2 separate regions of the Mus musculus genome follow, and region 1 is linked to region 2. Evidence: chromatin contacts called from ENCODE Hi-C or POLR2A ChIA-PET data. All regions are on one chromosome and are shown on one strand. The core of a region is the stretch at or near the end of the contact, and the rest is flanking DNA. Distances in the headings are between cores, read along the strand shown. Region 1 holds the start of Gga1 (golgi associated, gamma adaptin ear containing, ARF binding protein 1). Region 2 holds the start of Card10 (caspase recruitment domain family, member 10).

Region 1 (5,491 bases), core at 1,806-4,305, 74 kb after region 2:
GTTTGCCGCTTTCTTTCATTGGGATAATGAAGTGACAGACTGGGAGTGTAGCTCAGCAGAGAGAGGACTTGTCAAGCACGAACAAAGCCCGAGGTTTGATAGCCACAGCACCACATAGAGGCTGGTGGGGAGCCAGCAGGACAGCTGGGGGAGTAAAGGCAAGAACCCAAGAACTGAGTCTGAAAGCAAGGGAAGGTGGAAGGCGCCACCCCTGAAGTCGCTCTCTGCCCTCCACATGTAAATAAACATGTAATCGTTTTTTAAAGATGGTGTTTTGTTTGAGACAGGGTCTATGTAGCCTTGGTTGTCCTGGAACTTGCTGTGTAGGCTGGCCTCTAACTCAAGAGTTCTGCCTACCTCTGCCTCCCAAGTGGTTGTGAGCCACCATGTGGTTGCTGGGAATTGAACTCAGGATCTGTGGAAGAGGGGTCAGTGCTCTTAACCACTGAGCTATCTCTCCAGCCCAAGAATTCTAGTTTCTATGGCCTACCTGGAAGGGAGACGGAAGACGGAGGAGAAAGGGCGGAAGGGAAAAGGGAGAAGGTTTCCTGCAGACCCACATGTGAAGGGCTTTCTGACAAGCCCAGGCCTGGCAATCATGACAGCAGCAGGTCTTCCTTTTCCGATTCCCTCTCCTTTGCTAAACCATTCGAATACATTCCTGAGGCTGATCACCAAGGTCCAGCAATCAAAATTCAACATTTGGCTACACTAACTAACATGTCCAATTAGGATTTACCAAGTCATCCTAATTCAGGCTTCCCCCTTTGTCTCCTTACAAACAAACCACTCCCACAGAGACACCTGAGGCTCACTTTGCCTGACCCAGAGGCAGTCAGACCCCCTGCTTGTCCCCTCCTAGGTAAATAAAATCTCTTTGGGGCTGAGGATTTAGTGTCTGCTTGTGCTCTGTGCCGATTCTGAGATCCCTTCAGTGTGGGCAGGCGCCATGCTTTGAGGCACTATGCTCTGAACCCCGGCACCTTCTGGACCCCAGCACTATTTTAGGTCTCAGGACACTGTGCCCGCTAGTTCTGTGAACTTGACAGATTTCCAATCACCTGGTCGATGAGCTGCTGCTCGTGCCTCAGGAGGATTACCCTGCCTGAGTCTACTGAGCTGGGAAGACCTGCCCACTGTGGGTGGCACCATCCCCGATGGGGAACCTGTACTGTGTGAGTGGAGAAAGGGCGGGAAGCAGTGTGCATTCCACACTCTCTCTGCCCTGTTTCTCAGCTGCAGCTGTGATGGGCCCAGCTGCCACCGCCTTGATTTCTCCTCCCCTTGAATTGTGGGAAACCCTGTCTTCTTTAAGTTGCTTTTATCAGAGCAGTTTAATCACAGCAACAGGAAAAGAAACTCAGGGATTCACCAGATGCAATGCTTCAGGATGAGACTTCCCAGAGGCAGGGAGGGACACAAACCACAAGCATGCAAAGAAATACACTGTGGGGCAGCTGGAGGTTAGAGCTCAGGTGGTGATGTGTCTGCCTAACATGTTTATATGAAATGCTAGGTACCACAGAAATCGCCAGCTTGGGCTATAAGGACTCTAGATGGAGGCAGAAGTAGCTGGAGATGTCTCTCAGTTGGTAGCGTGTTGCTTAGCTTGCAAGAAGTCCTATTCTCTTGCAGGTGTGGTGATGCACGCAGAAGGTGGAGAAAGAAGGATCAGAGATCAAGTCTATAGTGCGTTCAAGGCCTGCCTAGGCTTACAGGAGACCCTGCCTCTGTCGCTCCACCAAAAGTGCCTGTGAGTAGTGATCTGACTTTAAATCAATTTGGCAAATGCAGTTTGGGTTTTTGTTTTGGGTTTTGTTCTGTGTAGCCCTGGGTCCTGGAACTCGCTCCGTAGACCAGGCTGACTTTGAACTCGGAGATTCACCTGCCTCTTCCTCTCAAGTGCTAGGTGGCGTGCGCCACCACTGCCCGGCCTGCAGTTGGGTTTTATTTCATTAACAATTTTAAAAATAAAGAAAACAAAGCAGGCGGAGCCCATCTTGTTACCCTCTCCCGTATCTTATAGGTTGCAGGAGAGAATTAAACGTCTCACTGAGAGTTGGGTTCAGAAGAAAACCCGACTGAAATGAGGTAACTGGTTCTGCAAGGTGAATACTGATCCCTCCAAGGCCACAGGCATGCGGAACTGGATTCGCCGGTTCCTTGGTCTCAGATGCTCTTTAACTCTTCCTGGCACAGGCTCGCTGGAGAGGGCACAGTAGCCAGTTCCCCCGACGGCCGCCAGAGGCTACAGAGAGCGAACTGGCATTCCTGAGAATTAGCCAAGGCGACCGCAGAGGGTGGAAAAAGCGGGTGAAAGTACCTCACATTTTGCCTCCTCCTAAACCACCTCAAAAAAAGAGCCTGACGTCGTCACCATTCCAGTTTGGGGAAAGATAACCTCTCATTTTGCCACCACCTCTCTGGCTTCCCCATCACCTTGAGAGTGTTACGTGCTTTGAGATACGATATTCCACACTGGCCTTGAACTGATAACCTCCTGCCTCTGTCTGATAAGTGCGGGCGTTATCATCACCTTGTAGGATATATATCTGGCCTTGTCTTTCTCTCCAGGGCTGGGCACCGAATAACCCAAATGCAAGGAGTTTCTAAACTGAATGCAGAATTAAGTACTCGGTGCAAGCACTGACCCCTAATGACCTCAGGCAAACTCATAACCTGGCTCCCGGGTTTGAATGTAGATTCATAGGTTAAGAAAAAAAAAAGACTTAGCCCTTTGCTGGGCGTGGTGGCACACTTCTTTAATGTCTGCACTTGGGAGGCGGAAAAAGGCGGATCTCAGGAATTCCACGCCAGCCTATTCTACAGAGCGAGCTTCAGGACTGCCAGAGCAAGACAGTGAGCCCTTGTCTCAAAGGGGAAAAAACTGCTCAGAACAATGCCTAGGGCTTTAAGAGCTAAACAAACGTTAGCTTAACCTCATCGCGTTGGCGGCGGCCACAGTGCCCAGTTGCCCTTTTAAGGGACTTTGACATCTTCCCACGTAAGCGGAAGTACCCCTGAGGGCTCCGGAAGTGACTTCAGAACCCCTTCAGAAACATGGCTCCGGAGCGTTGTCCCGGAAGCGGTCACGGGTCTCTGCGTGACGCTAACTGAGTTAGAGCGGTCCCGCGGGGTTTCTATGGTGCCGCCCGCCACCCCCAGGCTCTCCTCTTCCTCTCCCGCCCGAGCGCCCGGAGCTGCGAGGCCGCCGACCAGCCCCACCGGCGACTCCGCCAGCCGCCAGGGGGAGGGGCGCCGACGAGGCGACGCTCTAGGCGGCTCCACCCGCGTCTCGATGGTGCCCGGCGTCCCGGTGCCGCGTTCCTACTCCGCGGGGTGGACGCGGCCCCTTTAACCGGCCGAGGGCGGAGCCGAGGAGTTCCCGCGAGAGCGGCCGGGGGGCGGGGGGCGGCGCCGAGGCCGGGGGCCCGTGGCGGATGGAGCCCGCGATGGAGCCGGAGACTCTGGAGGCACGAATCAGTGAGTGTCCGGGAGGGGCGCGAGCCGGACCGGAACCGGAACCGGGGGCGCGAGGCTGGCCCCTCTCTCTCTCCCGGCGGGGCGGGGTCCGCGCGCCCCCTCCTCACGCCCCGCCCCCCGACCCGGAGGGGCGGCGCCCCAGTCTGTCGCTCCGCTCGGACCCTGGCAGCTGCGCGCAGCCTGGCCGGGAGCGGGCGCCGCCCACCCACCCCGGTGACCCGGTGGCGCAGAGTTATCCCGGACCCCCGAAGGCCCTGCCTGTTGCACCAAAGCGCAGACCCTCGAGTCTTCCCCTAGAGGGATCCCCCCACTTCCTCAGGGCCTGAGTCTTTCAAACCCTGTGCCCGCAGCTCTTCTTAGATCTGCTCGGTCCCCCAGCCCAGGAAAGGGGGGACCCCTGGCCCATCTGATCCAGCTCTGTCCGCGCCTGGAGAAACTCCCAGTGCTTGAAAGGGTCCCGTCTAAGACTCCATAAGGAAATCAAGTTCTCTGTCGTTATACCCAAGCCCAGCCTTGCTTTGCGTCCCAGATTGCTTTCCTAGCCCCTGCTGAGCCTCCTCCCCAGGCCTCTGTCCTTGTTTCCTGTCTCCTTCGAAACAGCTTCCTCCAACTCTGGCTTCCAAGCCCCATCCTCTGTTCTCCCTGTCCCACACTGCTTGTTGAAGATCCTTGGCCTTGCCAACCCCATTCCTGAACTCTGCCCCTGGGAGCTGCAGGTTGGCTCTTCTGGTCCATTTAGTGACAGGTCTGTCCCAAGGCCTTTCAGGGATGTGACCCAGAGAAGCCTTCCGGTCTATCCTCAAGCTCAACCTCCTGGTCTGAGATATAGCAAGGATCTGTGCAGGGTGGTGTGGGCCGACATGGTCAGCATCTTTGAAGCCAGCCTCGAAGGAAGTTGAACTGGAAGGTTGATTCCCAGAGCTCACCGATCTGGGGGGGGGGGGGGGGGCGGAGGAGAGTCAGCCTGGCAGTGGGGTTGATTGGTGGTTAGAAGGAGACAGTGACCATGGACTGCATGAGATACAGTACTGCACGGGTCTCAGGAGGTCAGAGGTAAAAGAGGACCATAGATATTTTCCCCATCTGTCTTAGTCAGGGTTTCTATTCCTGCACAAACATCATGACCAAGAAGCAAGTTGGGGAGGAAAGGATTTATTCAGCTTACATTTTCCACATTGCTGTTAATCACCAAAGGATGTCAGGACTGGAACTCAAGCAGGTCAGGAAGCAGGAGCTGATACAGAGGCCATGGAGGGATATTCTTTACTGGCTTGCTTTCCCTGGCTTGCTCAGCCTGCTCTCTTATAGAACCAAGACTACCAGCCCAGAGATGGTCCCACCCACAATGGGCCTTTCCCCCTTGATCACTAATTGAGAAAATGCCTTACAGCTGGATCTCATGGAGGCACTTCCCCAACTGAAGCTGCTTTCTCTGTGATAACTCCAGCTGTGTCAAGTTGACACAAAACTAGCCAGGACAGCATCTGAAGAGTCATGCCCAGTTGTGAAATACCTCTCTCCCTCAAGTACTTTCCTCTGCCACTTGCCAGGGGAGATGAGCCCCCCCCCCCACACACACACACACACGCACACGCACTGTGGAGGTTGGGGAAAGGGGTGGGGTCATGTCTCTTCCAGTTCTAAGATCTTCCGTTTGCTCAATGCTGGGGAGAAACTGATCCTGGCCAGAGTTTCCTCTTCCCTGGCTCCTGACTCGGATTGCTTGGCTCCACCCTTGCTGGGGCTCACGTGCCTTTGACACTTCGAGGACTTCCTGTTCTAGCCCTTTTTCTCAGCTGTCACTGAGAGGCCAGTACCCCGAACCTTCTCCTTGCCTCCAGATTGCAGGCTCTCTTCCCAGTGTTCAGTCCCTTAGCCATTGTGGGGGACTGGGAGGTCGGGAAATGTGCAGCCTGACCTAAGGAAGAAGAGATGTTGCTGGTGTCCCTGGGGGCCTCACTGGTGACATCTGTTCCTCTCAAGGACTGGAGGGTCACCCACAAGGTTC
Region 2 (5,676 bases), core at 2,237-4,736:
TGGACAGGGGAAGTCTTCTCACACAAGACATAAAATCTGGGAGTTATGAGAGAAAAAGGTGGACACATCTGTATTAAAATAAAGTTTAAAAAGTAAAAGAGAGGAGAGAGAGATGGAGAGATGGCTCAGTGGTTAAGAGCACCAACTGCTCTTCCAGAGGTCCTGAGTTCAAATCCCAGCAACCACATGGTAGTTCACATCTGGTATGTCTGAAGACAGTGACAATGTGTTCATATACATAAAATAAATAAATAAATCTTTTAAAAAATTTTTAAAAAGAAGGAGTAGAAGAAGGAAAGAAGAAGAAGAAGAAGAAGAAGAAGAAGAAGAAGAAGAAGAAGAAGAAGAACAACAACAACAACAACAACAACAACAACAACAACAACAACAACAACAAGAGAAACAAGCTGACCCAGCCAGGCAACAACAACAACAACAACAACAACAACAAGAGAAACAAGCTGACCCAGCCAGGCAGCAGTGGCGCACGCCCTCAAACCCAGCACTGAAGCAGAAGCAGGTAGACCTTTACATTTGAAGCCAACCTGCTCTACAGAGCAAGTTCCTGGGTAGCCAGGGCTTTACAGAGAAACCCTGTCTCAAAATCCAAAAGCAAAACAAAACTCTTGAAAAGTTTTATAGTAAAAGAGGTAACAATGTTAAGGGACAAGCAAACAATCAAAAACTATAGGAAAAAAAACTATAATGGGACTCAAAACCGTAATACATAAAGAGTTCCTACAAAACAACAAGAAAACCAAACTAATGTTTCATCGAACAGCAATGCCAGTAATACCAGTAACTAATGTTCCTTAGCTTCCTTCTTTATACTAGACACTGTATCAACTTATTTAAACTTCGTGACACTGGATAGTAAACACACTCTACCCATCTGTTTACCTACTGTTCACTAAGTAGTAAGCTATGAACTACATCACTTAGGAAGATACAGAGCTGGCTGGGCTGTGGTGACAAACACCTTTCACCCCATCACTTGGGAGGCAGATCTCTGAGTTTGAGGCCAGCCTGGTCTATGGAGGGGGTTCTAGGACAGCCAGGGCTACACAGAGAAACCTTGTTTCTAAAATAACAAAACAAAACAAAAAACAGACAAAAAAAAAAAAACCCAGAAGATGCAAACTTGAAACCTGATTTTTACAGAACTACCTGGCAAAAATGTTTCAAGATCAGGCTAGGGATTCATAAAGCAAAGCAGACCCACAGGCTCTGCTGGGGGGAGCTGTGGTCATAAGACACTTACAGTGTATACATTCCTTGAGAGTCTCCACTTCAGAAACTCCCAGCTCAGAGGAGAACAGAGCAGAGCTGCCCCCGGGGAGGAGAGAATGTCACAAAACCTGAAAGGATCTGCTTGTCCACCCTCAAGGGACTCCACCAATGAGTTATGAGACAGGTTCGCGACACATTACCTATGCTGTCTCTTCAAACAAGTGGAATCAGATCCCGAGTAACTGCTAGGGACAAGCAGCCTTGTCCACTGACCGCAAAAAACAAAACTCACAAGGTCTAGATATGTATCAAAACTGGCTTGCTTATCACTCTCTATGTAGCCTGGGCTGGCCTTAAACCTGGTCCTGCCTCTGCCTCCTGAGTGGTATTACAGGCGAGTACCACCACCCTGAACTTACATTTCTATTTATTTATTCATTTACTTATCTATCTATCTATCTATCTATCTATCTATCTATTTACTCGGGGGAAGGAAAGCATCTATGCACAACTTTCAGGAGTTGGTTCTCTCCTACTGTGTGGGTCCCGGGGAGTGAACTCAGGTGGCCAGGCTTGCTTCTTTATCCACTAAGCCATCTCATTTATTCTTGAACGTTTACATGAGAAACTAGCCATACCATTCATAAAGATGATTAGAGAGAGAGAGTCATGTTAAGCACATGGACTCTGAACTCTGGGGCCCTGGGTAAACTTCTGCAGTTGGTGCCTCAGTTTCTTCATCTGTCCAATGGGTATAGTGAAAACAGACACCACCACCCCCAGTGCAGTTGGGGTAAGAAAATTCTGCTCTGGTGGCAAGGATGGGGCACCCACTGAGATTGCTCACCAAGGATCATGGAGCAGCGTTGGGCAGGTTCCTGGCCAGTGAGCAGCGTGAAGTGTTCTGGGTAGTAGAATTCCAGGGCTTCCAGGAAGGCCTCGAAGCCCCTCTTGCCCCGGCAGCGTAAAATGTCTATGAGGCGCCCTGAGGGTAAAGGTTGTGACAGGGGTCAGGATGAGGTCTTCCCCCAGTGCCCCTGCTCTCCACCCCGACAATGCTCCAGGGCCTACGTTCCCCAGATTTTTGGGCTGTGACACACACCGGGGCCTGTCCCAACACATCAGGGAGCAAAGCTCAGTCTGCCCTGGCTAGGAACACCAGACCCTCCCCAGAGCACCTGCACTGGAGCAGGTCCCCAGCAACCCCTACACACACACACACACACACACACACACACACACACACACACACACACACACACACACGTTACGCATGCCCGGGGGCATCGGATGCCTGCGTTTCCCAGGCAAAATGCTCTCATTGACTTAAGTTCCCTGATACTTTTAGTCCCTCTGACAGTCCTGGTACAAAGACGCCCAGTGGGAGAGGAGCCTCGGAGAACTGAGCCCGGATTTGAGCTCTTGAGAAAAACTGATTCTTTAAGGGATACACAAATGGGACAGAGAGAACCAGAGAGGTCAAAGAGCACAGTAAAGATCCCACAGGGGTCGCCATCGGCACCGGCAACCACATCCAGCTGTCTGCTCTGGAGCGGGCCTAGGAAGGGAGAGGAAACCCCTGGCGGCGGGCTCACCGGTACGGTTAGCGCGGCACGGGAAACGGTAGGTGCTGAGCACCTCCTCCTCGTCCTGTTCGTCCAGGACGCGGCACTGGCGCAGATACGGCGTGAGCTTGGCCGGATTCAGGGCGCGCGTCAGTCGGTGCCGGACGCCCTCGATCCGCTCCCACAGCGCGTCCTCTTCGGCCTCCGACCCCGAACCCGCCCCAGCCTCCTCGTCAGCCTCGCCCGCGTCCGCCCGGCCCTGCATGGCCGCGTCCTCCGAGCCTGCGGGCGACAAGCACGGTGGGCACGGAGCCGCGGTCACCGCACCTGGGCGTCGCCCGCGGGTCCCGGCGCTGTCGGGCTCCGTCTTCCCGGGATCCCAAGCTGCTCTGCCTGCACCCTCCCGGGTCCCCGAGAGGTCACGCCCGCGTCCTCCCGGGCGTCCCGTCGGCGTCCTTTCACGTCCCCACGCTGCTGTCCCGCCCGTGTCCTCCCCGCACTCACCACGGGCGCTGCAGCTGCCCTGAGCTCCCGGCTCTGTGCTCGGCCGACGGCTCCGGAGGCGCGACGGGGCGGTGCCTTCGGGGTCATTGGCTCCGCCCCCAGCCCGGCGGCCTCCCGGGCCACCCAACATTGCCCGCGACCCGCTGCGCTCCGGTCGTCCTCCCGGCCGCTCTGCGGGCCAGCCGCGCCTCCCCACCCCCCACCCCCGCTTCCTGTTTCCCGCCGGCTCTCCGGGCCAGTCCTGGCGGGGTCCGCACGGCCCTCCCACACCTGCCCGGCCCCCGACGGGGCGGAGCCGCCACGCGCGCGCCCACACCCCGCGCGCCACCGCCAGGGCCACTGCCGCCGCTGCTGCTCACCTTGTCCCCCACCATGAGCACAACACCAGCCTGCACCCTCTACAAGCCCGACTCCCGGTGCAGCTGGCCACCCGGAACCCTGAACGCGACAAGTGTCCGCTCCACTAGCCACACACGCCCTGAAGTCAACAGGTCACACCAACTTAGCGAGCTCTGGGCTCGGACCTCATATACAGAGCCCCATCATTCCCACTTAAACTCGCATGGTAGGTATATTCACTCTGCTGAAAGTCACATAATACATATCTGTCTTTCAGGAAATATCTGCAAAGTGTGGGACAGGGCCTCAGAAGCTAGCAGAACTTTCACACGTGTCCATGTTCTGGGATAATGGCCTTACAAGTGTTGAGCAGGACTTCGACCGGAGACAGACTACTCACGTGCCTCTCCCTCCCACAAACACCCTGTGCCTAGGCACTTGAAAGCCCCGGTCAGCTGTGAGTCTCTCTCTGTGTGTGTCTCAGCTTTGCATTCATTTGCATCCTGTTCCCAGCTAGGCCTCTTATCTGCCGGTGACCTGGACAATTGCCCCTCCACAGTCTCAGTGTTCCCGAACACGCTGCCAAGAGCTCACATCTTTCACCAAGCCCAGGACAGCCTGTGTGGGCAGCAGAGGGGAGGGGTCATGGGCACCTTTCCAAAGAAGGGAGTCAGTCCCTGCAAGTGTCCAGACTGACTGCACTTTCATTCCTGAGTCAAGTTGATGGCACACGGGGACCAGGATGCTTGCATTTCTAAATGGCCGTTCCTGCGGGGTGGGAGGGAGTGTGGTTAAAATCAATTACATTTGAAAAGGCAGCGTCAAAACTCCCTTCTGCCTTGGAGACTAATACTCCCACAATAAGGTCCTGTAGTCACATGCTAGAAGCTCTCTGGGCACTGGAAAGTGCCCTCGGGGTGGCGAGAACAGGGTTAAGAGGACACAGAGGATCTGGAAAGATGTGTAGGTCCCCAAAGCCACCCATACTTTCCGAATTAGATGCATCACTCACCCAAGGAAACAAGGTTGACCACAACCCCTGAACAGCCCCTGCAGTAAAGAAACTAGTTTACCTACATAACCTAGTTCCTTTCCCAGCCTTGAAGAACCACAGACTTTTGCTGACTTGGTTTTGTTTGGAGTATCACCAGTTCACCTGCAGAAGCAGCTCTGTAGAAAGGACTGAATTCTAATGCAAACCTATCCCTTTACAAAGGAGGAAGCAGGGGCCCAGAGAGAGCAAGAACTTGCCACACACTGGATCCGCCCTGGCCTCTCTCCCCTCCCCAGGCTCGGTTCACACTAGGCTCCCTCCCAAGGATCGCCTCTCCTCTGCTGACCCTGATACCCTGACTCTGGCTCTCACAGGGAGCAGCTCCTCCCTCAAAGAGCCGCTCCACCCTACCGCAGCCCTGTGAATATTTTTTCTTGGCCGGGATAATGGGAAGGAAACCCTGGAAAATGAGTCTTTAGTTAATTATTCTCTCATCAGAGGCAAAACCAGGGCCAGGAATCTGGCACTGAAACTAGGAATTAGCTTGTAAGCTAACAGACTTTGGGGGGGGGGGGGGGGGGCGTGGTGTCACAGAGTCACAGCAGGTCCCAGAGCCTGCTCTTAAAGAAGCTATAGAGATCCTGAAACACCTCACATGTGCACACGTGGTCATACACTTACTCCCAGGCACACACTTGGTTTCACAGACACACTCACGTGGACACAGATGCATTACTAGTCACAGACACACCAAGATGCACACATATACAGGGCTACAAACACATCATACATGCTTACACACATGCCGTGTTTACTCACTCACAGGCGCACACACACAGGCACACACATTTATATGGACACACGTGGTTACACAGACACACTCAAAGGCACAAGCACAGTTTTACACACATACACAGACAACCTAACAGATACACTCATAGACACACACAGTTATACAGGTACACACCAACACATAGACATAATCATACATACACAATTACATAGCACTCTTACATGCACATACATGGTCCAAACACAGTTGCA

The links. Hi-C counts contacts between places; a loop is a spot of excess contacts on that map. ChIA-PET counts read pairs that join two places held with the same protein, here RNA polymerase II (POLR2A).
Region 1: POLR2A ChIA-PET joins it to region 2 with 6 read pairs in Patski. The contact joins the promoter of Gga1 here to the promoter of Card10 in region 2. A Hi-C loop is called at or near these places in 1 of 37 maps with a recorded cell type or tissue (Patski). POLR2A ChIA-PET finds 5 or more read pairs at or near these places in 3 of 5 experiments (Patski and embryonic stem cell).

The regions. Positions count from the first base shown.
Region 1 is chr15:78,874,135-78,879,625 of GRCm38, forward strand. Gga1 (golgi associated, gamma adaptin ear containing, ARF binding protein 1) reads left to right here and starts at 3,056. Exons shown (of 17, transcript NM_145929.2): 1 at 3,056-3,483. The coding sequence starts at 3,441.
Region 2 is chr15:78,799,556-78,805,231 of GRCm38, forward strand. It overlaps Card10 (caspase recruitment domain family, member 10), which reads right to left and starts at 3,487. Exons shown (of 21, transcript NM_130859.2): 1 at 3,300-3,487; 2 at 2,826-3,077; 3 at 2,078-2,215. The coding sequence starts at 3,429.